Regions from separate parts of the Homo sapiens genome. Here regions 2, 3, 4, 5 and 6 are each linked to region 1. The links are chromatin contacts, found by Hi-C or POLR2A ChIA-PET in ENCODE. All regions are on one chromosome and are shown on one strand. The core of a region is the stretch at or near the end of the contact, and the rest is flanking DNA. Distances in the headings are between cores, read along the strand shown.

Region 1 (3,852 bases), core at 1,137-3,636:
CAAGGTGAGATGACAGATTTCCAGGCAAGGGCTGCCCTGGTGGCCTGCACCTGCACGTGTGGGCTTCAATGTGCAATGTCCACTCCCCATTTGCATCCTCCACCCACAAAACTTCATGTTCTGGCAGCAAACTTAACCCACCAGAGAAGACAGTGCATTCACTTTCCATCCAGTGCAATGCCATGCAATGCCTAGATGGTCCAAACACACCTTGTTTATAAAATTTTTTCCACAAACTATACCATTAAACATTTTATTCTGATAGAGAGCAATGCGAAGAATTGAAAATGACTAGTGTTTTACTGCACAGCCCTTAGTCACAGTGCTGAACGTCCCCTTTGCCTAAACCATCATTGCTCCCAGAAGACTTTGCCCCCACAAGGCCAAGGACAGAGCAGATCGGTTGGGAAGGAATTGGGAATAGCTCTGTGGGACTCCAGCAACAGGTGAGAGACCCTTGAGACTAATACTCCAGGATGTTAGTTTCTTAGCCTAACGAACTGAAGTTAAGTCCAGAGGTGTTTAGGTACCATGACTTTTAGGGGTGCAGGGTGCTATGTGACACTGTTACCTTTATCTGTGGAATATTTGAATTGTCACTGAAGGAAGGGATGTCTGCTGTCAGGGAAGGGCAGGGGCAAGTTCCTTGAGCTTGGGCAACGGATTACTGTTGGATCGGGGAGCAGGTTTGCTGTGAGCCATTTACTAGATATCTATTTTGAAATGTGTATCTCCTCAGGAGCCAACACCCCAAAGGGAGATTCTGAATTTGCAGTTAACTTCCCCCCCCCACCGCCCCCACCCCCCCTCAGAGATTTAAACGTGTGCACTCATGCACATACACAAAACACTAGTCAAACAACAATCTCTTTTCCCCCCGGTAACCTCTGACTTCCTCTATATGCCCCAGAGACACGTTGTCACCATCTTCCCTGGGAGTGATCCTGTTTATCCTCCCCTCCCCGACTTGCCCTCCCACAGGGCCCATGCATGCCCCAGCAGGATCCAGATTCCTGAGCATTTCCAGAGCAGGAAGTCAGAGAGGCAGGCAACGCGTGGTTCTTGGTATATCGCACAGGGACAGGCTTGAAATGGAATGCATGTGTTTCAAAGATAGGAGAACAACAACAAAAAAAGACAGTCTAACCCAGATTCCTCTTTGAAACAACATATTACAGATTAAAGGTTAAACTGTTTTTGGCAGCAACTCTAACAAGACTAATTTCAGATATGGAATTGACCTGGTCACTGGAAACCGACCAGGCTTCCCGTGATCAAATCTTTTAACAGATTTGCTTGACATTAATTAGTCTCTGATTTAAAACAAACAAGCAAACAAGATCTAACACTTGGCATTAGCACTTAAGCTGGAACTTTTTTTTGGTCCCAGCTTTGGTGTTGCCGTCCAGAAGGCTGACGGGATGACTGGACCATGTCAGGCAGGGCAGAGAAGCCGTCCCCAACACACCAGTTCCCTGAAAGGGATAGACGATCCAAACCTATAAACAGAAAGGCTGTTTCTTTCCGAGGACAGACCCCAGTCTCCCAACATTCGGCGATGAAATGGGACACGGAGGCCTGGAAGGAAACTAAAGGAGATTTGGAAAGGGGAAGGAAAAAACAACTGTCCCCCATCCCCCATGCTTCCTTTCCAGGCCATTAGTGCGCCAGGCATTCCGTTCCTTCAGCTGCCCTTGAGGGCCACTCCCCACGTCTATAGAAGGAAAGGGAAGGGATGTCCACCCTTGATGTAAAGTTGGAGGGAGTAAGAAGCGCCCGCGACTCTTAGCAGAGCGTCAGCCTATCACCCCAGACACCGAAGCGGAGCCTCAGGAGACCCTCTCTCCCCTCACCCCCACGTCCCCCCACCTCCCCCCCAAAAAAGCAACTAAAGCAACGCAACTAAACTGATGGGGACAGAATGACAGGCCTCTCACAAGCTGGGCACCCTGCCGTGGAACCCGGGGCTGCAGAGATGGTGGTCGCGCTCCCAGCCCCGTGCCCCCGGCTCTGCCTGTCTCATCCTGCAAGGGCGCTGACCTTGGACAAGGCCAGAGCCAGCACCCAGGAGTACTATGACCCACCTCCGGGCTGGGAAGGGACCCCCCAAGGCCCAGGCTAGGTCCAATCACGGCAATCACCTGAAGCCGGACAGGGGCGCCCTGCCTTCCCGGGGTATGCGGAAGGAAAACCCCAGTGACGGGGACCCGGCGACGCCTAAGGTGACCCAGAAGGGACAATATGGCGGCGCGGCCGCATGGAGGGCCTCTCATCCCGCCCCAAGCAGGTTGACGCCACGGTACCTGCAAGCCCTGCCATGGCGCCGCCGCCACTGTCGCCGTCTGCCGCAGCCTGCCTCCACCTCAGCTCGCCACCGACGCCGCAGGAAGCCGGGGAGACGCCCCCTTAGTCTTCTAGTCGAGCCGGCCGAGGACCCATCCTGGGATCGGGCTGTCTACCGCAAACGCCTGATCACAAGGTCCGAAGTGGGGGCTCATCCTCGCCCCATTTCCCGTAAATATCAGCCACAGACCACCTTTGAGGACTTTGTATGCACTTTTACAAAACTCTGGGAGCCCCGAGATCTTCAAGCCCGAATAATTTTTATCAGGCGCAGTGTGGACAGCCCCGAAGCGCGGCCGGGTCCCCTCATGCATATGCAGCAGATTGTGATCCTTACTCCGTGAGCGCTGGGCGGGCCGGGTTGTGTTCATGTTGGTGAACCCGCTTCGTTCTTGCCCGCGTGGATGGTCCGTGGACTCCGGGAAAACCTTCTCGTGGCTCAAAGTCCACCCCCTCCCTAGCGTTTCATCATGCAGCCAAGGCTCAGGAGCTGAAAGGTCCGGGCTCAGAACTTGGGACTGCCTTGGGTCAGGCCTCGGCTCCCCCACTTGCCCCGTACCTTGGGCCAGCGAGCCCCTCGCCCACCCCGACCCGGCTTCTGTTGAAATGCCCACCTTAGGGCTTTTATGAGGCTTGAATGAGTCCGTGTAGTCATTTATTAGCTAATTAAGCATATTCCTTGGGCGCTTACTGTACCCAAGCGCAGTGCTAAGGGCAGGTAGAGTCGGTAACCTGGGTCTGTCCCTGACCTCAAGGCACTGCCAGTCTAATGGCGGGTAGGCGGGGAGACAGTCATATAATCACTGTATATTAGTGACTTTAATCAATACATAATTACACATCATGGGAAGTGCTGTGAGAAGAAGTAGAGAGTGTTAGGAGAAATTAATGGAGTACTAATGTAGGGAAAGGGTGGAACCTCCTTGGGAAGATGGCATTTAGGTTGAGAAACAAAGGACGATTAGGGTAAGAGTGAGAGGGGAAATGTTCTAGGCAGAAAGAACATTTGTCCCAGATCTGGAGCTGGGAAGCGGCAGAGTTGGGGTGAGGTGAGCACAGAAGAAAACAGGTCAGCTACATACTGAATTTGGCTTTTCTCTTGAGAGTCAGGGAAGCCATTTTCATCAGGAAGAGGATAGCAAATTAGGATTTCTGAAAGGCCACCCAGGCCGCATGGCTTGGAAAGCACTCAGGAGTGGGTGTAGGCAGACCAGTTAGGAGGTGGTTGCAGCTTTCCAGACAAAAGCCAATGCTGACTCAGACAGGGTGGTAGCTTGGGGAGGTGAAGGGAAGGGTGGAAGATTGGACTTGGGTGGATGTGGAGGCATTGGCAATAACTCCTCGCTAGGTTTTAGCCTTGAGTAAATGAAAGGGTAAAAGATTCCTTGACCAAGACAATAAAGCCTGAAAGAGGAACGGACTGAGGGGGAAGATCAAGTTCGGCTTTGAGAAGTTAAGTTTGAAATGTCGGGGCAACATGCAGGCAGAGAGGGTGAGTAGGCAGGTTTA
Region 2 (3,993 bases), core at 1,373-3,872, 930 kb before region 1:
GGGTGGGTGGATCTAGCCAGGAGAAAGACAGTAACATGTGTTCTGTACTTTCTGGGAAGATCCCTGAAGCCATCACAGAGGCTCCCCAACTTCTGAGTCGCCCATCTGTTGCTGTGGGAGTGTGAACGGATCGCTGAAGGAGAGGGAGCTTTGCTCTCTCTAGGTGGGCAAGTTTCCTGGGCTCTCTGTGTTGCCTCCCTCTGGCTTCTTCCTCCCGTGCCCTCTCCCCGTGTGCCCCAGGGGGATCAGGGATCCTCACCCTCCTGAGGCCCAGTGGGGAAGAATGAACATGGCTTCATCCAGGTTAACTGATGCTGCCATTTGCCCAGCCTCTTCCATCCCAGCCCTGTCAGTGAGCCCAGGTCTGGTGCAACTGCTGCAGGATGCCTGTAGTAGGGAACTCTGGAAGTGTATTGGGCTGAGGTGGGATTTTCCCTCCCCACAGTGCACTGAGCAATGGAGGGTGGTGAGGGAGCCATGCTGCTGAATTCTGGTTGGCATTTCCCCATTATGTAAAATGGGGTGTTGGGTAGGGCAGACTCTGCTTGGGTTTGGTTGTAAGATAAACCTGGAGGAGAAGCACAGTTGTCCCATTGAATTATTTGAGCAAAAACTACTGTAAATAACTTTTTTGTCTTTTGTCAAATAAAATTTTTTTTTGTTTTTTTAAGCAGAAACAGGGTTCTTGATTGATCCACCAGGGCTCAGGGCCCAGGCTTGAAGACAAAGCAGTCACTGGCTTCTTATTTTGCTTTACATCTTTTACTCTCCCTCTAGTAGCCAGCTGTGAGTTCTGTGCACGCTGTACCCCCATTCCCTTTCACCAGCTCCATTCTGTATCCCATTCAACTCAGGGTAAAGGGGGCATTTGCATCTCACATTGGGCCAGTCTTCCCTGGAATCAACAGTTAAGCTCTGGGGTTGCTAAGTGGTGAGGATGTAACCTTGAGGAACTGGCAACTTTGTCCTCCCCCTCTCTCGGTAAGAAACAAGCATGACTGCAGTGTGAACCCGGCACAGAGAGAAGCAGCTATGAGATGGAAGCTCCAGTCATGTCTGAAACCAGGACCACCTGTAAACTTCTCTATTATGTAAGCTAGTGAATTCCCCTTTTTGCTTAAACTAGCTGTTAATACGTTTCTGCCATACTGAAATGACAATACACTAACTGCAGCCCAAACTATAAAAACCAAGGTCTGCAACAGTGGGAAACTGAGTTTGGTTGAGTGTGCCTGGGTCTGGGTCTGTGCTATGTTCAGTCTCTTTTTTTTTTTTTTTTTTTTGAAACGGAGTCTCTCTCTCTTGCTAGGCTGGAGTGCAGTGGCACAATCTTGGCTCACTGCAACCTCCGCCTCCCAGGTTCAAGTGATTCTCCTACCTCAGCCTCCCAAATAGCTGGGACTACAGGAGTGCGCCACCATGCCCGGCTAATTTTTTGTATTTTTTAGTAGAGACGGGGTTTCACCGTGTTGGCCAGGATGATCTCGATCTCCTGACCTCGTGATCCACCCACCTCGGCCTCCCAAAGTGCTGCAATTACAGGCGTGAGTCACTGTGCCCAGCCCCAATTTCTTAATTTTTGTACACACACACATGAAAGTGAGATGCCCTAGGTAAAGAAACTGAGTGGGCTGTGGCTTGTGCCTACAGTCCCAGCTACTCCAAGGCTGAGGCTGGAGGATCACTTAAGCCTGGGAGTTTGAGGCTGCAATGAGCTGTGATTGGACCACTGCACTCCAGCCTGGGTGACTGAATGAGACCCCAAGACCCCATCGTTTTTTTAATTTTTTTTTATTCTAAAAAAAAAGAGAAACTGAGTAGGGATTTCAGATACTTGCCTGAACTCATATAGCCCATATAAATATGGAGCTCGAATTCAAATTCAAGTCTGTTTTCCTTCAGGGTCACTCAGGTCTGCCCAGAACCTACCTGAAGTAATATAGTGGTCACTTACTAACATAGTATCATCTAGCTGTCTAGAACAGTGCTGTGGGCTCAGCACAAGAAGTTTCTTCTGTGAATGAAATCTTGGTGGTCTCTCCTACAGGTCACTCTCCTTCAGGAATTTGGAGAGAGAGCCTCCCCACTCAAGTTTCCCAGATTAAAGAGCCTCAGCTCCCTCAGCCATTCACCCAAGGTCCTGATTTTCCCCCATTTCTCTCTCAGTATCTCTCAAACTGCACACTTGGCCCTGGAGCTCAGCAGAATAGGCACATGCTGTTACAGCTTTTCAAAGTAAGTTTAATATTCAATTCACATCGGCCGGGCGTGGTGGCTCATGCTTGTAATTCCAGCATTTTGGGAGGCTGAGGCGGGCAGATCACTTTTGAGGTCAGGAGTTCAAGACCAGCCTAGCCAACATGGTGAAACCCCGTCTCTACTAAAAATACAAAAATTGGTGGGGTGGGAATGGCGCACCCCTGTAATCCCAGCTACTCGGGAGGCTGAGGCAGGAGAATCGCTTGAACCCTGGAGGCGGAGGTTGCAGTGAGCCGAGATCATGCCACTGCACTCCAGCCTGGGCGACAGAGCGAGACTGTCTCAAAAAAAAATAAAAGGAACTGAAACCAAAAGTGTCTTCTGCATCAAGCTTCAAATGAGCCCTGGAGTGAGCAAGCACTCTAGATAATGAAAGTGAACTGCGGGATAATGTGGCTAGGGCCCCTCCTGTGACGCTGGGAACATGATCTAAGGACATCCACCTTTTTTATTAGAGTCTCATTCAGGAAACAGCTTTTAAATGTATCTGCCCTGGTCGTGAATACCCGCTGTCTCTTTGGGCTGGCTATGTATAGCCTGGCCGCCTCTCTATACCCTTGTTCTTTTTTTTTTGAGACAGATTCTTGCTCTGTCGCCCAGGCTTGAGTGCAGCAGTGCAATCTCGGCTCACTGCAACCTCCGTCTCCTGGGTTCAAGTGATTCTCCTGTCTCAGCCTCCTGAGTAGCTGGGATTACACGCACGCACCACCACCCCTGGCTAATTTTTGTATTTTAAGTAGAGACGGGGTTTCACCATGTTGGTCAGGCTGGTCTCAAACTCCTGACCTCATGATCCGCCTGCCTCAGCCTCCCAAAGTGCTGGGATTACAGACGTGAGCCACCGCACTCAGCCTATACCCTTGTTCTTAATAGGGCTAAGATGATGCTTCAAGCTTTTGGGTATCGATTTTGGACTTTGCATTAATATTTTTTTTGTTTTGTTTTGTTTAAAAAGGTGGCCGGGTGGCGTGGTGGTGCATGCTTGTAGTCCCTGCTACTTGGGAGGCTGAGGCAGAAGAATCACTTGAACCAGGGAGGCGGAGGTTGCAGTGAGCTGAGATGGCGCCGCTGCACTCCAGCCTGGCCGACAGAGTGAGACTCTGTCTCAAAAATAAAATAAAATAAAATAAAGGTAATGGTAGTGATTGGTGGGGAGGGGATCTGCCATCCTCTAGATGGGTGGTCAGGGAAGTCCTCTTCCTTTCCACTGTTTTTGAATGGTAGTTTCTCCATGGCCCCCAGGCTTAGAACCTTTTTTTTTTTTTTTTTTTTTTTTTTTGCCTCAACTTAGCCCTAGGAATAAGCATCTCTGGGGTAAGACTGAGGACTCTGGATTTTAAAAGTACAGTCTAGCTTGAAAGCTGCTACATGGGCTGGGCACGGTGGCTCATACGTGTAATCCCAGCTCTTTGGGAGGCCAAGGCTGGTAGATCACGAGGTCAGGAGTTCGAGACCAGCCTGGCCAAGATGGTGAAACCCCATCTCTACTAAAATTACAAAAATTAGCCTGGCGCGGTGGCAGGCACCTGTAATCCCAGCTACTCGGGAGGCTGAGGCAGGAGAATCGCTTGAACCCGGGAGGCAGAGGTTGGAGTGAGCCGAGATCGCACCACTGTACTCTAGCCTGGGTGACAAGGCAAAACTCCGTCTCAAAAAAAAAAAAAAGAAAAGAAAGCTGCTACATGAAAACTCCATATGGCAGAGGCCAGGTCTGCCTTGTATGGCTGTATCCTT
Region 3 (4,070 bases), core at 1,193-3,692, 910 kb after region 1:
GCGATCCACCCACCTCAGTCTCCCAAAGTGCTAGGATTACAGGTGTGAGCCACCACGACCAGCCACAGTTGTCTTTTTCCAGCTCCTGTTTTTTGTTTTTTGTTAGGGACATAGTCTCACTCTGTCGCCTAGGCTGGAGTGCAGGGGCATGATCTTGGCTCACTGCAACCTCCACCTCCCAGGTTCAAGCGATTCTGGTGTGCCTCAGCCTCCTGAGTAGCTGGAATTATAGGCGTGTGCCACCACACCTAGGTAATTTTTGTATTTTTTAGTAGAGATGGGGTTTCACCATGTTGGCCAGGATGGTCTTGAACTCCTGGCCTCAAGTGATCCACACTCCTTGGCCTCTCAGAGTGCTGGGATTACAGGTGTGAGCCATTGCACCCGGCCCATCTCCTGTTTTTCATTTGTTCCATAACTGCTGAAAATCAACCATCTACCAAGCACCAGGTAAGTCAAGAGACAGGACTCAGATACTGAGACAGGCGAAGTGGCTCACACCTGTAATTCCAGCACTTTGGAAGACTGAGGGAAAATCACTTGAAGCCAGGAGTTCAGGACCAGCCTGGGCAACATAGCGAGACCCTGTCTGTCCCAGCTATTTGGGAGGCTGAGGTGCGAGGATCACTTGAGTACAGGAGTTCAAGCTATGATCACGCCACTGCACACTGCACCTCAGCCTGGACAACAGAGTGAGATCCTGTCTCTAAAAAAATACAATAAAATATTAAACAAAACTCAAGACACTGTCCTCAAGGTCACAATAGAGAGAGGCAAAGACAATCAAGCCAGTAATTGCCACAGGGTGTGACTAGTGGGGGCTGCAGCTGTGGTTTCACCACCAATCCTGAGGCAGGGACTCACCCCTCATAGACCCTGGTGAACGCCTCATGGAACCCTGCACTGAGCCTTGCACAGGGAGCACTCACTAATAAGACACCAAGTGCCAGGAGGCATTTGAAAGATGGTGAGAAGGAGGTGTGAGAAAGCTCCAGAGTTTGAAAGGGACAGGAGCGGACCCTCCAAACACGGGGAAGCACTTTCCGCGATTTCTCTCCCTGCACTATCAATGACCAGGGCACAGGCAGCCCACGATCACTTTCGAATACAGGTGCAAAAAAGGGCAGGTGAGCCCACGTCAGCGTGTTAGCTGCCAGATCTCCAGAGGGAGGCTCACCCCCCAGGGAAGAGAAGGGTACCCAGGACCCTGAGAGCCATCATCACTTCACAGGCAGATTCCATCTGTCCCCACCCAGAGTCCACAGGAAAACAGACTTCTGGTAAAAATGCCTCGGCTGTACATTCAGCCCACCAGTTCTGAGTATCTACACGTGGACAGGCACCGTGGGTTCAAAATCAAGAAAAACAGCCAAGGCCTCTGCCCTCAGAGAGCCTTTGCAGTTTCCCTACTTTACAGAAAGTCAACCTCAGGGGAATGAAGGAACTTAGCTAGCATGTGACCCCAAGCGCAGCCCGTCTCCTAAGTCACGCTTTGCTCTGCACCCGCTTTGCCAGACAGTTCTCAGAACTCAGAACTGGCTGAGCTCATTGACTGTCCCCTCTACTGCGTCCCACAGAAGGGTCCTTCCCCAAGGTGCGCAGAAGCAGCGGCACTTACCCAGGGGCATTCTCACCCCGCGGACAGTGGAAGCCCCTCAGGGGGTGCAGATCAGAGTGCTGCAGGAGAGAGAGGGCGCTGGCTGGTGCGAAGCCGTCCGAGGTGCAGCACAGCCCACAAGGCCTAGGCAAGGAAAAAGCACGGGGAGGGGGCTTTAGTACAAGGCCCGGGGACAGAAGTCCAGACTCTGCCCCACTGGAGTGCTGGCAGCGTCTTCCATTTAAACCACAGCTAACTGGTCTGTAAAATGAAGGTTCTAACACCTACTTTTAAAAGTTATTGAGGGGAAAACGAGTTAACGGTCTCAAGGACGTGGCACAATGACTGGCACTTTGTAGGCAACAGTCAAGTGGCTTTGGAGGCTTCCAATGCCAGGAGTCGGGGGCGGGCAGCTAAAGTCGCCGAGCCCTGTTTCCCGCCATCCAGGGGCACTAAGCCTCCCCGCAGAGTAGCTGCGCGGACAGGGGGTCTGACGACCGCACGTGGCCCGCTCAGCACTGCCGCGGCCAAGGGCGCGACTCACCTGCCAGTGTCTTTCCCGAGGACACGCGAATCCTGGGGGGCTCACTCCGGCAAAGAGGACGAGACACTGCACCAAGGACAGGGCCTGACCTCTCTGGCCGCCTTCCCCGGGGCCTCAGTTTCCCCCGATGGTGAGAGTGGAGCCGACCATGCGCCCTGCTGTGGACTCACCCGGCGCCCTGGCGTCGAGTGGCGGCGGAGACCTGACAGACAGCGTGGGAAAAATCAAGATGTCTGCAGATTTCGAGAGATGGGGTGCGGTGGCGTGCGATGGCGAAGGACGGCGAGGGACGGCGAAGGACTGAGGCCACACGACAAGGAAGCTACGCTCGTTTCGCGCCGGCGGAAATACAGACGAGAGCGCGAGCTGCGGCCTAGAGCGGTAGGAACCGACGCGAGCAGTCCTGCAGCGTCCCCTGGCGGAGCGGAGGCTCAACGCCAGACTCTGGAGGACTTGGGATAATTTTCGAAAACTATCTGGAAGTTTAGAAGTAAACTTCTCCCACTTGCTTTGCTTTTCTGTTTGTTCTGAAGATGTTCCTTGGTCACTGATTCATTATTAATCTGTAGGAATGGCCAATTTTCCATGATAGGAGCTGTTACTACGATGAGGGGACTGTGCTTAGTTTGGACTTCTTTCTGCAAGGGTCCAAAGGCATCTGTCTTTGATTCACCACTGTACTCAGTACCTAGTTCAGTGACTAGCACAGTTGAATGAATGAATTCTACCCCCGCCCCATTCCTTTTTTTCTGAACAATGTCAGACCGAGATGACTGAGTCATGGCCTGAGACTGGAATGTGAGCGTGAGAAGATGAGCCAAGAGAGATGCACAGCGGGTAACTGCTTTGCTAAACTCCAGCCTCAAAGTACACGGGATGGAGGGTGGAAAGAGTCTCTGAAGCAGAAGAGACCTGACCAGACTGGCATCTGAGGAACCTGATCAGATTTGCACAGTGACAGAGACTGTAGACAGATGTCCCATGTTCCCTGCAACATACTGGAGACAATCTTGGGAGGGGACTCATGGCCCACAAATCCTCATAAGCATTGGCACTGCCTGCACCCTGGGCAGGATGTGCCTCTTCGGCCTGAGACAGCCCTGCTACTGACTCTGCCCATGTTCTGGAGTGCAAGCAGCCCACCCTTGGGCCTGATGAGGAGCCCACGCCCCACCCTCCGCCCCGCTCCAGTCAGATTCTTGGTACTCAATAGGTCAGAAGGACAAGAAAATCCAGTCCTGATCTATGCAACCATGAGGGAAATGGGGGTCCCTGAGGTGAGATCTGCTCCATATTTTGTACCTGGGAGAGGCCCATGGGATTCCCAGACTGTGAGAACACTGGGAGTCTCTGTGATGGGGAGGGGCTGTGGGATGCTGCTATGGTTTGGCTGTGACCCCACCTAAATCTCATCTGGAACTGTACTTCCCATAATTCCCACCTGTCGTGGGAGGTAATGGAATCATGGGGGTGGTTACCCCCATGCTGCGGTTCTTCTGATAGTGAGTGAGTTCTCATGAGACCTGATGGTTTTATAAGGGGCTTTACCCACTTTTGCTCTATACTTCTCCTTGCTGCCACCATGTGAAGAAAGACATGTTTGCTTCCACTTCCGCCATGATTGTAAGTTTCCTGAGGCCTCCACAGCCATGCTGAACTGTGAGTCAATTAAACCTCTTTCCTTCATGAATTACCCAGTCTCAGGCAGTTCTTTATAACAGTGTGAGGATGGACTAATACAGATGCTGTGGCTGAGAGGACACTGGGCAGGGTGGTCAGGTGTGCCCACTTGTGGCCACACAGCCCTGGTGTCCTCTTCTGCCTCCCACTCTTGCTGTTACTCTCCATGTGACTTTGGCTAAGTGACCTAACTTCTCCGCCCCGCCTCAGTTTCCAGTTATGGAAAATAGGCAGTCATAGTTCCCTGCT
Region 4 (4,229 bases), core at 1,305-3,804, 520 kb before region 1:
GCCAGCAGGATGATTCCAACGTGGAAAAAATCTGTTAATGAAATGGGAAAGACTTCATATGGAAATGGAAAAGATTTATAAATAAGTTGGATGAGCAAGGATTTCATTTTTAATATCCTGTATAATGGAAATAAATTAAGATGGTAGAGATATTCCGAGTATAGCACATGACAGAGGGGAAGTGAAACTGAAGCAGGATGAACAGTTATGACCTCTGAGGATAGTCATAGACCATATTCCATGAAAAGAGGAAGAACAGAAATCTACAGAGGCACATAGATACATAGAAACAGCTATTGGCTGTCCGGCTGCAGCTTCTGCTAGGGCCTTCTTTTCTTTTTTTTTTTTCTTTCTTTTTTTTTTTTTTTTTTTGAGGCAGGGTCTTGCTCTGTTGCCCAGACTGGAGTGTGGTGGTGCGATTGTGGCTCATTGCAGCCTTGACCTCCTGGGCCCAAGCGATCCACCTACCTTAGCTTGCTGAGTAGTTGGGACTAAAGGTGTGTACCAGCCACTACACGGCTAGTTTTTAGTTTTTTTTTTTAAGAGACAGGGTCTTCCTGTGTTTCTAGGCTGGTCTCAAATTTCTGGGCTCAAGCAATCCTCCAGGCTTAGCTTCCCAAAGTGCTGGGATTACAGGCATGAGCCACAGCACCTGACCTCCTTTTGTTTTTTTTTTGAGACAGAGTTTCCCTCTTGTCACCCAGGCTGGAGTGCAGTGGCGCGATCTCTGCTCACTGCAACCTCCGCTTTCTGGGTTCAAGTGATTCTCCTGCCTCAGCCTCCCGAGTAGCTGGGATTACAGGTGCCTGCCACCACGCCCAGCTAATTTTTGGTAGAGATGGGATTTCACCATGTTGGCCAGGCTGGTCTCAAACTCCTGACCTCTGGTGATCCGCCCGCCTAGGCCTCCCAAAGTGCTGAGATTACAGGCATGAGCCACCACACCTGGCCCCTTTTGTCTTTGACTTGAGAAAAACATTAATCTCACAATATAACAACAGAAAAATTTACCAAATTTGCTGGGTGCAGTGGCTCATGCCTGTAATCCCAGCACTCTGGGAGGCCGAGGTGGGCGGATCACAAGGTCAGGAGTTCAAGACCAGCCTGGCCAACATGGTGAAACCCTGTCTCTACTAAAGATACAAAAAATTAGCCAGGTGTGGTGACACACTCCTGTAATCCTAGCTACTAGGGAGGCTGAGGCAGGAGAATCACTTGAGCCCGGGAGGCAGAGGTTGCAGTTGAGCTGAGATCGCACCACTGCACGCCAGCCTGGGTGACAGGGTGAGACTGTCTCAAAAAAAAAAAAAAAAAGAAAACAAAAAAAACAAATTAGTTGTTTTAATATTCATGTTCCCATCAAGTTCTTACCCATATGTATACGGAATTTCTAGCAACATAATCATGGTATAGATAAAATTCATGCCAGGCGTGGTGGTTCACACCTGTGATCCCATCACTTTAGGAGGCTGAGGTGGGTAGATTGCTTGAGTCCAGGAGTTCAAGACCAGCCTGGCCAACATGGTGAAACCCCGTATCTACTAAAAATACAAAAAAATTAGCTAGGCGTGGGGGCATGTGGCTGTCGTACCAGCTATTTGGGAGGCTGGGGTGGGAGGATCGCTTGAGGCCTGGAAGCAAGGGTTGCAGTGAGCCCAGATCTCGCCACTGCACTCTAGCCTGGGCAACAGATCCCATGATTTCCTCTGGTCTCTGTTGTACCATAGCCTTAATCACTGATTAAGTTACTGGACATGCTCTGATTAATTGCTAGTAATTTTACTTGGACATATTTATCTAGCAAAATAAACTTATAGTAATCCAACTATGACAGCAAATAATAATAAAGTAGTAAAACATAGAACATACCATATGGTCCTGATTCGCCAAGTCGTATTTCAGTGCAAATGACTTCACTCTTCCTACATATATTGTATTGTAAAATTTTATAAGATCACCTCTTTCCTCTTTCACTGGTCCACTGGAACAGTCAGGTGTTTTTGTAGCATCTTCTAAGTCTGTTAAAAAGAATGCAATGTTGTGATACAAAGCATACTTTTTATTTTTTTGAGACAGGGTCTCACTTTGTCACCCAGGGTGGAGTGCAGTGGTGCAATCTTGGCTCACTGCAGCCCTGACCTCCTGGATTCAAGTGATCCTCCCATCTCAGCCTCCTGAGTAGCTGGGACCACAGGCACGTGCCACCATGCCTGGCTATTTTTTATTTTTAGTAGAGACGGGGTTTTGCCATGTTGCCCAGGATGGTTTCCAACTCCTGGGCTCAAGTGATCCACCAGCCTCAGCCTCTCAAAGTGCTGGGATTACAGGCATGAGCCACCATGCCCAGCCACAAAGCATACTTTAATATACAAGTTGGTGATTTAAATGACCTTTCTACAATATTAAAAAAAACCCACAAATCTTTATGTAGAGAAATTAATATTTTCAGAGAAGGTTCAGCAATCCATCTGTATTACTTATAAGTCAAATTGGAATCTAGAGAAATGCAAACATATGAACTGAAGGTGGTGCTCTTTTCTCTAGATTCCACTTCAGAATGTTTTCACAACCATAGCTGTTGAGCTCACTGTCACTAGTGGCTCTTAGAGGGGTAACAGCCCTGGGCTGGTGTTTAGCTAAGTTCTACAGTATGGGAGGCAGTGGCAAACCTCAGCTTCAGACAACTAAAAGGCCTGCAGATATTCTTCTTGTGTCTTTGAGAAAGGTGGAAAGATTCTAAAAGGTAAAGCATATCCTGAGAGGTTAAGGAAGAAGCAAAATGAATTACATTTATTTCTCTGCAAATACATGGCAGGTGACAGGTGTTCTAAGAGCCTTATTGTACCACATACAACAGGAACCCTGATCAGGAACCAGTGTTCAGGTTTTACTGAGCACCCTCAATTGTAAAATAACAGCTTACCCCAACATAGTTTCCTACTTAATGGTGCAACTCTGGGATAGCTTGTGAAACCAGGCAGAACTTTGTCCTACTATTTTTTGGGGAAGGAAGAGTATTACAGGGTATTACAAACTATCATTTACTTGTATACACAAGAACCATGTGCTAAGAAAACCACTACCAATTAAAAAGAATTTAGCACATATATGAAAAAAGCTCTCATTCTCAATACACTGGCCTACAAACATTGAGAACATGGGTAGAAGCAATGCCTTCACCTTAGGAAAACCAGAAAACACAAACATGGTTCAAAAACCAAACAGCCCCAGGGGATGTCAGTCTTAATTTGGATGTCTTTTTCACTTCTGCTATTTCTAAAGGATCTTGACGAGGGTGGGAGGGGAGGGGAGCTATGTGGTTAAATAAAGTTGAGGAAATGCTGTATATTATATTGGAAATTCAGAAATTCATGTTAGTATAAGGCTCTGAGAAGTACTGCAGTTGGGGAAAAAAAATAACTCTCATGTTCACTTTAATTCCATACTTCCCCAGTTTTTTGTGTATAGTCTCTCTTCCCCCAAAACACTTTTTTTTTTTTTGAGACGGAGTCTTGCTCTGTCACCCAGCCTGGAGTGCAGTGGTGCAATCTCGGCTCACTGCAGTCTCTGCCCGCTGGGATCCAGCGACTCTCCTGCCTCAGCCTCCTGGGTAGCTGGGATTACAGAAGCATGCCACCACGTCTGGCTAATTTTTGTATTTTCAGTAGAGATGGTGTTTCGCCAGCTGGAAAGGCTGGTCTCGAACTCCTGACCTCAGGTGATCTGCCCGCCTTGGCCTCCCAAAGTGCTGGGATTACAGGCGTGAGCCACTGCGCCTGGACCCCCCAAAACACTTATACTACCATTCTGGGAAACACTGTTTCAAAGGATACTGGCTTGTTAACAGCTCTTCTAGGTTATTCTCATTATATGGATCAATTAAAATTATTTTTTTGTTTTGTTTTTATGAAAGGTTCTTGATCCTCTTGCCTCAGTCTCCCGAGTAGCTGGGACTACAGGTGCACGCTGCCACACCGAGCTAATTTTTTTTTACTTTTTGTAGAGACAGGGTCTCCCTATGTTTTCTAGGCTGGTCTCTAACTCCTGGGCTCAAGTGATCCTCCCACCTTGGCCTCTCAAAGTGCTGGGATTACAGACATGAGCGAACACGCCTGGTCTAAAATTATTTAATGTCCTCCTTAGATTAGAAATTTCTTGAGACAGAGACTATAGTGTCTCTATATTTCTGTGTCATTCCAATTCCAGCTGTTAATACTAACATAAGGTAA
Region 5 (4,152 bases), core at 1,009-3,508, 750 kb before region 1:
TTCACGTTTCACTGCAGTCTCAATGGGGCTTTACAGCCCCAGAATAAATAGGCCGTGTGCTTTCCAGCCTCTCTGAGCTACCCTTATCCACCTCCCTGACAGAGAATATCAGCAGGGGCCATCACCTCCTCTTCTGAATTTCTATACACTTTATTGCTAGAAATATTCAAATCTCCCTGAACACATACCCTACCTTACTTCCCAGTTACTTTGTGTTTAACTAGTCCCTAATTCCATTGATGACATTATGGTCTACCTGGTCTTCCAAACTAGAAAAACCACATCATCCATTACTTCTTATTCTTAGTTCTCCAGATCCAAAGTCCTAACTGTTTTATAAACAGTCTCTAAATCTTTTCTCCATTCTCACTGTTACTAGTTTATTTATTATTTTGAGACAGGGTCTTGCTCTGTTGCCCAGGCTGGAGTACAGTAGCACAATCTTGGCTCACTGCAACCTCCTCCTCCCCAGTTCAGGTGATTCTCCTGCCTCAGCCTCCTGAGTAGCTGGGATTACAGGAATGCACCACCATACCTGGCTAATTTTTGCATTTTTAGTAGAGATGGGGTTTCCCCATGTTGGCCAGGCTGGTCTCAAACTCCTGGCCTCAAGTGATCCACCAGCCTAGGCCTCCCAAAGTCTGGGATTACAGGCGTGAGCCACCACGCCCAGCCTCACTGTTACTAGTTTAGTTCAGGTCTCATAATTTCTGGTCCCTCCCACTATCTTAATAGTCTCTCCACTAGTTTTTCTACCTCCAACGGCCCGTCTCCAGTCTATTCTTTGTTTTTGTTTTTTTTTGAGGTGGAATCTCACTCTGTCGCCAAGGCTGGAGTGCAGTGGCGCAGTCTCGGCTCACTGCAACTTTCACCTCCCAGGTTCAAGCAATTCTCCTGCCTCAGCTTCCTGAGTAGCTGGGATTACAGGTGCCTGCCACCACACCTGGCTAATTTTTGTATTTTTAGTAGCGATGGGGTTTCCCCATATTGGCCAGGCTGGTCTCGAACTCTTGACCTCAGGTGATCCGCCCGGCCTCAGCCTCCCAAAGTGCTGGGATTACAGGCCTGAGCCACCACACCCGGCCCAGTCTATTCTTCAGACAGTTGCCGGGACTTTTCCAAAGTGTAGTCAACACCTCAGGTAAACTAGTCCCAATTTACCCATTCCTGCTCTCTCCTCCCAGTCCTATTCCCTGTACTACTTCTGAATCTTTGCACATATCTGTCCTTCTACCTGTTAAACTTATTCATCCTTCCCAACCTGGCTCAAATATGAAGCTTTCACATCACTTATCTTTGGCAGAGTTGGTGGTTATGCCCCTTGGCCTTCGTAGCATTGGCTATAAAATCTGTTTACATGTCTGTCTCCCCAGCCAGGCTGTATTTGTATTCCTAGTGACTGTCAGGAACAACTGCCTGGAAGGCAGGGATGTCACCTAGGCATCTCTTCATCGTCCCCTCCCTCCCAGCAGAAATCTGTCTGTGGGGGGTGCTAAGTAAAAAGATATGAATATATGCAGAGGGACAAAAAGGAAAAGATAACAAGGAGGGCTCGGTCAAGGATCTGAATCCCCCACGGTCCTTATGACAATATCACACAAATCCAGGCTTGGATAATAACGACTGTATCACACAGATCCAGGCTTAGAAAAGCAACAACTGTCAACTGTTAAACGCTTATTCTGTGCTAGGACCTGTGCTATGTAAGCGCTTTACTTGCATCGTTATTCCACTTAATCCCTTCCACAACTCCGTAAGCACCATTAACTCCACTTTGCAGACAGGGGAACTGAGGTTCAGAGGGGCAAAAAGCCTGGCCCAAGCTTGTGACACAGCCAGCCTGGGGGCACAGGGGCAATTCGAACCCCAGCCCTCTACCCAGTCCTCACCCCTGTTTCTGGAGCCTAGACCCCTGGCACGGCAGATACGTCTCTAATGGGGTCGGTAAGGGGGACTGCCCTCGGGTTTCATTTCACCCGGGAGGAGGTCGCAGCGCCCTCGGGGACCCCCAGTGTCCACGGTCGGGGCCGGGGCTGCGGCGGGTCGAGCTGGGCCGACGGGTACGACGCCGAAGAGATTAGTGCGGCGGCGGGCGGGGCCACATCAGAGGACAAGTCTGTGACTTCCTGACGCCCGTCCAGTCCGGAACCTCCGTACCTGAAACACAAGGCCACGGGTCGCTCTCCACAGCCCCAGGTCACTCCTGGACGCCTTGCGCACCCGCAGCCGATACTCCCTGATCAGGGTGAAGCGGTCTCCACCTTCTACGTCACGGTCACCGCCTCCGAAACTCCCGCCAACCAAGGGCGCATGCGCGGCCGTCAGTTTCTCGGGCACGCGCGCGCAGAACGCCTGCCTCCGGCGATGCACATGCGTACACCGCCGCCCGACGCGCATGCGTACACCGCCGTCCAACGCTCCTGCCAGCTCCGCTCCTCTAGTCCAAGTCCTTTAGGTCCTGTCTGGCCACGTCACCACCTCCCCGCAACACCCCGCCCGGGAGTCCCTTTCCGGGACCCGCCACACTATCGTGTCCTTTTGCGCCCGACGGCCCCAGAGCCCATCTAAGATGGGGGAAACAGAGGCCCGGAGAGATTCTTGCCGGAGGAATACAGCGCCTCAAAGGGCATCTGATGCCCTGTCCCCGTCGCTAGGCTCTGGTTCCCACTCCCTTTATCTCCTTAACTCCCAAAATGTGGACCGTGACTCTCCCCAGGGTGGACTGGAGCTCTGAGCTCAGTTTGCCTCACAGTCTATCCCACTCCTGCTCTAGGACTTTTTCTCTCTCATTTCCAGGCCACTCCCTCAAACGGCTTGCTTTACTTGCTTGGTGGGTGGGGGCCTGCCCTCGGGTTTCATTTCACCCGGGAGGAGGTCGCAGCGCCCCCAAGTGGTCGCAGTGTCCTTAGTCGGGGTCGGGGGGTGCGGCAGGTCGGGCTGGTCCTTAGGGGTAGGACGGGGACAGGGCATCAGATGCCCTTTGAGGCGCTATATTCCCAGGCGCTGTTCCCTCTGCCTGGGAAGGCTTTCCCTGCTTTTCCTAGCTACATCCTCCAATTTTTTTGTATTTTGAGACGGAGTCTCGCTCTGTCGCCCAGGCTAGAGTGCAGTGGCGCGATCTCGGCTCCCGGCAACCTCCGCCTCCCGGGTTCGGGTTCAAGCGATTCTCCTGCCTCAGCCTCCCGAGTAGCTGGGATTACAGGCGCCCACCACCACGCCTGGCTAATTTTTGTATTTTTAGTAGAGACGGCCACTAAAAATGTTGGCCAGGCTGGTCGCGAACTCCTGACCTCAAGTGATCCACCCACTTCGGCCTCCCAAAGAGCTGGGATTACAGGCATGAGCCACTGCGCCCGGCCACATCCTCGAATTTTAAGCCTCAGCTAAGGAATGATTGATTTCTCTCCAAGCATTCTCTCTGGCCTTAGGCTGAAAACCAACTGTCCTTTCTGTGCTCCCAGGAGCCCAATCTGTTCCTGCTCCACTATCCCATGCTGGTCTAGGAGGCTCCAGAGAGCGGGCTGCTTCCTCAGCACCCAGCACGACGCCACCAAAATGTCCCCTTGGATGTGCACAGTCCTTTCTTTCACAGAAAAACTTCCAAATATTGAATTATAAGCAGCCCACAGTCCAAAAGAGGGGTTGGAGAGAGGCAGCTGGAGCTGACCGTGGTCATCCTTCCATAGCAGTTGTGGTCCTTGGAAAAGTTTTCTGGTGGGAGACAAAAATCTGCCTTCCTGAAATTTCCACCCTGTGGTTCCAGCCTGCTGGCTGCAGCAGCCATTCTGAAAGCAGAGATTTGCCCTTGGCTCCCTGAATATCACTTTCTGGGGTTGAGAGGTACCCAGTTCCTTTTATGCTTGCCTGCCTCTTAAACTCCTCTCTGTCAACGTGCCAGGAAGAGAACTCAGTGTTCCTTCCCAGCTAGGGCTGGCCATCCTGGGGCACAATGAGAAAATGATTTCATGGAATACAGACCCAATACATCTTCTACATCGTTTCCCTGCTTTGAATTGTTGCATGGCTCCCTCCTGTCCACAGGAGGCACACATTTTTTTCCCCTATAAGGCACTGTGTCATTAGGCTGGGTGTGGTGGCTCACGCCTCTAATCCCAGCAGTTTGGGAGGCTGAGGCCTGCGGATCAGTTGAGG
Region 6 (4,125 bases), core at 1,408-3,907, 570 kb after region 1:
CTGACCAGCAATTGGTGCATAATTATTACAGCAAAAGTTAAGAAATGAAACTGTAGCAATTATGTAAATGAATGTGTTGGCCTCTTAATACCTGTTACTAGTGGACTTCCTGTGAGGAAGTTAGTTTTTTGTTTTGATGAAATGCTTTCGTTTTTTAAATCTTAATTCTGCTGTCCACATCCTCCCAAAGTGTGCTTACTTCATTTGTTTAATTTAAATGAACTTTCCTCCTTGTATGTATGAGGTGACTTGGTGGGTGGGGTGGGTGGTTTTTGTTTTTGTGTTTTTTCTTTCTTAGGGCATCTGTAGGCCTCAAAGGACCTTTCCTTTAGGTCATATTCCTCAGAAAGTCTTCAATCTTCCCTTGTTTTTGTTTGTTTGTTTTTCTTAAAGAATATTTTCAAAGCTTAAATTTGTATATTAATTTAGGACTATTTAGAAGTATAGGCTGTCGTTGGCGGCAGCAGTATATTCTGAAATGTCTCATAGATATATATTTTTGAATAAAGATGGTGTTGTTGAACAACATTGTGTGATTTTTTTTTTAAACTACCCTGTTACTGAAAACAGTGCCTTTCTTTGTAAGCAGTGGGTGATTAGTAATCACCAATAGAGAATGTGCTGTCGGCACAGAATCTTGTCCCTTGGGAGTTTTTGTGTCTGTTAGCGGCACATAAATACTCAGCATTTACGTAGTATTTTCTGGTTCTTTCCAGGGGCTTAATTAGCTTTAATTAGGCAGTCCACACAGTACCCATGAGAGGTGCCGCCATAGTTTTACCCTCATTGTACAGAAGTGGGAACTGATGGAGAGAGATTAAATGACTCTTCCCCCATACTTCACAGCCAATCTCTGACAGATTAAAACTTGGAAGTTCTTTGATTTTAGCGCCTTTGTTCACACCAGTAGGCCTCCTGAGAGCGATTTGATTTTGGCAGTACACGGAAAGCCACGCTGAACAGTAAAAAGACGAAAAATGTGAGATAATTGCGAACCCAAGTGGTATGTCTCTTAAAAACAGTCATGGCTTTGCTTTGTCCTTTTCACTTGTACATGGAGTGAAAGCATATTGACTGTGTATTGCTGGTTAAAGCTCTCAAAATAACAAAAATGATTTTGAATTAGGTCCTTTTGAAGCAAGTGATATGTTTGGAAGGATCATAAACCTGTCCACTGGGTAATGGCAGCATCTGCCAGAAGAAGTGGGGTTATCTTATGGTGCAAAAACCTCTGTAGTAGGTGTGGTTCATCAAGACTGCAACCCAGATAAGTCCAGTATTAGGAAAATTGAGACTGCATTACCCAAGTTCTGTTAAAATATGAAAGTTGGATGTTACATGTGAATCTCAAGAGACAAGATCTCCTTCTGTGTCCCCAGATTTCATGGTCTAATTTCTTCACTCCTCCCTATAAATAGTAAGTCCATGATTCTTCTGGTTTAATTAGCACTTCAGGCTACAAAATGACTTTGAGGTCTTCAGAGCTGAAGATGGAGCTACCCAAGAGTCCATGAATCTGTCAAAATGCTTATCCTTTGTGACTAGAGCCATTAACTCTCTGTGTCACCTTCCTGGGCAAGGTATTTTCCTCTCTGGGCCTCAGTTTTTTCTTTCTTTTTTTTTTTTTTTTTTTTTTTTTTCTTTTTGAGACAGGATCTAACTCTTGCCCAGGCTGGTGCAACCTTAGCTCACTGCAGCCTCAATCTCCTCGTCTCAAGCTATCCTCCTATCTCAGCCTCTCAAGGAGCTAGGACTACAGGCATCTACCCACGCCTGGCCAATTTTTTTCTTTTCTTGACTTTTTTTAGAGATAGGGACTCACTATGTTGTCTAGGCTTGTCTCGAATTCTTGGGCTCAAGCAATCCTCCCGCCTTGACCTCCCAAAGTGCTAGGATTGTAGGCATGAGCCACCACAGCCAGCCTCAGCTTTCTTACCTGCAAAATGTAGTATTGGACTAAATTATCTCTAGGTTTTCTGCGAGCCCTAAAAGCTACGATTGTTGTGCTGCATAAGAAGCATATGGGACTGAAGTCTGAGAACTCTGGATGGTATATCCTGGGCACGCAGTACTATTTGTTAGAGAAATGAATAGTATCACCATTGTGCTGTGTATACATAGGAAACCCTGGAGACCATAGTCTAAAGATCGGGGCACAGGAGACAGTGCCACGACCGGGAAGATGGGAGTAAACACAGTAGTTCACTGCACAAAATTCATATTTGGTTTATTTGGGATCTTTAAGAAAAAGCCATTTGCTAGCATGGTTTCCTCTTTTACTTTCTCCTGGAATAATTCATCTGGCTAAAGCTCATCGCTCACTGCTACCTCTGTAGGATTTTCCATTTAAAAATCATGCTTCCACTCTGAGGCACAGATTCAATTAAGAATCCATTCTCCTGTACAGTAGGTTGGGATTCATACAGCTTTATGTAGTGTTGAAAGCCCAGTGTGTTCACTTTTTTTAGACTCAAATAGTTATTTTGCATTAAAAATTCATTTCTACCATTGGTTTGATAAATATTAAAATTAGCAGGCCATTTATCTAGTATTTTTTGTGAATAAGAGGCAGCTGTGATGAGTGAAAACTCATATCTTCTCATCTCCTCTCACTATGATGACCTTGGGCAAGTCACTCAGCCCTTGGGGACCTCAGCTGCTTCTTACAGGAAATGAGTAGGGTTGATTACGTAACCTCTGAAGTCCTGTGACTAGGTTTTCAGAATATTTCTTCCTACTGAGAATCTTAATAAACTCAGTACCTGAATAATGTACTCCATAGATTTTAAAATACTCACTATACAAATTCTTAGGAAAGAAAGTAGTTACCAACATACTTGTTAATAACTGAGATGTTTGTAAAAAGGGCCTAGTGCTTTGGTACAAATTAGGGACTCAGTGGTGGCTGTTACTATGTTAAATAATGAATGCAGGTATTTATAAACACATGTAACAAGATTAAAATAGATGTCTGCTGGAAGGAGTAATAGAGACCACATGGCTAGACCATCTGCAGCATTTACAACAGAGTGGTCAAAAACCTGTCATCCTCAACCCCCCTCACCCACTTTAAGGGTATGAAAAGAGTCAGGAGTTAAGAGGTAAAGGAAGAGGATTTGGGATGAGAATTATTTGAAAAGGGCCATTGGTGTGTTTGGCATCTCCCTAGTGGGAGCAGTGGGTGCCACCTACACTTTATCTCAAGATTAGGGGAAAGGGCCTCCATGGAGCTTAGTATGTGTCCCTGATCTGGTGGATTAAACAGACCCCTGCCTGGAAAAGTCTGAAGGATGAGATGCCAGTGCTGGCTAAGTGTTTGATGACGAAGCAAGGGAGAGGCTGGGTGCAGACTCCACTCCTAGAGTTTGTCAGGGCAGAGCATGCATGTAGAAGAACTGGCCTGCATCCTGGGGTGATAGAGCCTGGGCAAGAGGCCCGGGGTTTCAAGGAGGCGAACTTCAGACTCACAGTGCTGAGGAAGGAGTAGAGCAAAGAGCCAGGGAGAAACCCTCACCCCAAGAGACCCCAGGTGATGGGAGATGAGGATGGGAGACTGGGGGAAGGGAGGGGAGGAACCACTCCAAGGAGCATCTGAGGAGCCCATGGGGGAAGGAAGCTGTTAAACTTTGTTAAACTTTTGCCCAGCAGCGCCCAGTCACCACCACCAGACCTTAAGGACTGTCTCTTGCTGCTGCTTCACTCCCACTGCTGTGTCCCTGGAAGGGTCAGAAACGGTAAACAAGGGAGGCCTCCCTTCCCGGATGCTGGCCTCCCTTCCCAGATGCTGGCCTCTCGCCCCCAGCAGACCCAGAGAGGTCACCTTCACATGATAGGCTATTTTGATTGTAACATGGGCTTGCACATTTACATCTCTGAAATGAGACTGTTTTTACACTTTAAGTGTGACTACAGGAATTTTTTTAAATAAAAATGACTAGAGAAGTTATGGAGGCCTGGGTTTTTCTTTGAGAGTTACAGGATACATTAGCCCCACAAATTGGATTTCAAGGGACATAGGAGACAAAGTTGCTTTGCGATTGCAGTTCCCCAATCCTGCCTGTGTACTATGGTGGTTACACACACATGATTCATTTTAGGACCTTTAATTCTTGGTTCCCCTTTCCA

Evidence for each region. Hi-C counts contacts between places; a loop is a spot of excess contacts on that map. ChIA-PET counts read pairs that join two places held with the same protein, here RNA polymerase II (POLR2A). Pooled maps may share reads with other maps.
Region 2: a loop to region 1 is called in a map with no recorded cell type, with 8 times the contacts of the local background. The contact joins the enhancer-like site here to the promoter of BLCAP in region 1. A Hi-C loop is called at or near these places in 1 of 168 maps with a recorded cell type or tissue (naive thymus-derived CD4-positive, alpha-beta T cell), 2 of 37 single-sample maps with no recorded cell type and 6 of 50 pooled maps.
Region 3: a loop to region 1 is called in a pooled map, with 7 times the contacts of the local background. The contact joins the promoter of SNHG17 here to the promoter of BLCAP in region 1. A Hi-C loop is called at or near these places in 4 of 50 pooled maps.
Region 4: a map of B cell shows a loop between it and region 1 (8-fold over the local background). The contact joins the enhancer-like site here to the promoter of BLCAP in region 1. A Hi-C loop is called at or near these places in 7 of 168 maps with a recorded cell type or tissue (B cell, CD4-positive, alpha-beta T cell, CD8-positive, alpha-beta T cell and 4 more), 4 of 37 single-sample maps with no recorded cell type and 9 of 50 pooled maps. POLR2A ChIA-PET finds 5 or more read pairs at or near these places in 1 of 52 experiments (activated T-cell).
Region 5: a loop to region 1 is called in a pooled map, with 13 times the contacts of the local background. The contact joins the promoter of DSN1 here to the promoter of BLCAP in region 1. A Hi-C loop is called at or near these places in 7 of 50 pooled maps.
Region 6: a pooled map shows a loop between it and region 1 (4-fold over the local background). The contact joins the enhancer-like site here to the promoter of BLCAP in region 1. A Hi-C loop is called at or near these places in 1 of 168 maps with a recorded cell type or tissue (gastrocnemius medialis) and 3 of 50 pooled maps.

What each region holds. Positions count from the first base shown.
Region 1 is chr20:37,525,490-37,529,341 of GRCh38, forward strand. It overlaps BLCAP (BLCAP apoptosis inducing factor), which reads right to left and starts at 2,387. Exons shown (of 2, transcript NM_006698.4): 1 at 2,304-2,387. RefSeq lists enhancers at 755-1,473, 2,191-2,908, 2,230-2,279, 2,370-2,679.
Region 2 is chr20:36,593,274-36,597,266 of GRCh38, forward strand. All of the region lies in intron 2 of TGIF2-RAB5IF (TGIF2-RAB5IF readthrough), which reads left to right. It overlaps TGIF2 (TGFB induced factor homeobox 2), which reads left to right. Exons shown (of 3, transcript NM_021809.7): 3 at 1-677. Among named protein-coding and RNA genes, the nearest start is that of RAB5IF, 11 kb to the right of the region's middle. RefSeq lists an enhancer at 2,446-2,815. Within about 2 kb of position 2,623, at least 8 of the 41 ENCODE cell types and tissues checked have a DNase peak (open chromatin) inside an H3K27ac peak, as active enhancers do.
Region 3 is chr20:38,432,886-38,436,955 of GRCh38, forward strand. It overlaps SNHG17 (small nucleolar RNA host gene 17), which reads right to left and starts at 2,443. Exons shown (of 8, transcript NR_185934.1): 1 at 2,142-2,443; 2 at 1,619-1,741. It overlaps LOC124904958, which reads left to right. Exons shown (of 3, transcript XM_047440636.1): 2 at 1,578-1,720; 3 at 1,957-3,831. The coding sequence ends at 2,603. It overlaps SNORA71D (small nucleolar RNA, H/ACA box 71D), which reads right to left and starts at 1,114; the gene lies at 977-1,114. RefSeq lists enhancers at 836-915, 2,196-2,485, 2,506-2,565.
Region 4 is chr20:37,005,542-37,009,770 of GRCh38, forward strand. It overlaps RBL1 (RB transcriptional corepressor like 1), which reads right to left. Exons shown (of 22, transcript NM_002895.5): 20 at 1,870-2,018. Among named protein-coding and RNA genes, the nearest start is that of SAMHD1, 56 kb to the left of the region's middle. Within about 2 kb of position 2,555, at least 7 of the 41 ENCODE cell types and tissues checked have a DNase peak (open chromatin) inside an H3K27ac peak, as active enhancers do; they include B cell and CD4-positive, alpha-beta T cell, where a contact is called at or near this core.
Region 5 is chr20:36,771,505-36,775,656 of GRCh38, forward strand. DSN1 (DSN1 component of MIS12 kinetochore complex) reads right to left here and starts at 2,259. Exons shown (of 11, transcript NM_001145315.2): 1 at 2,158-2,259. LOC124904894 (a long non-coding RNA gene) reads left to right here and starts at 3,631. Exons shown (of 2, transcript XR_007067574.1): 1 at 3,631-3,714. RefSeq lists enhancers at 2,018-2,563, 2,185-2,244, 2,375-2,514, 2,525-2,604, 2,564-3,110.
Region 6 is chr20:38,091,839-38,095,963 of GRCh38, forward strand. RPRD1B (regulation of nuclear pre-mRNA domain containing 1B) reads left to right here. Exons shown (of 7, transcript NM_021215.4): 7 at 1-526. Among named protein-coding and RNA genes, the nearest start is that of RPRD1B, 60 kb to the left of the region's middle. RefSeq lists silencers at 1,069-1,363, 3,976-4,035. Within about 2 kb of position 2,658, at least 20 of the 41 ENCODE cell types and tissues checked have a DNase peak (open chromatin) inside an H3K27ac peak, as active enhancers do; they include gastrocnemius medialis, where a contact is called at or near this core.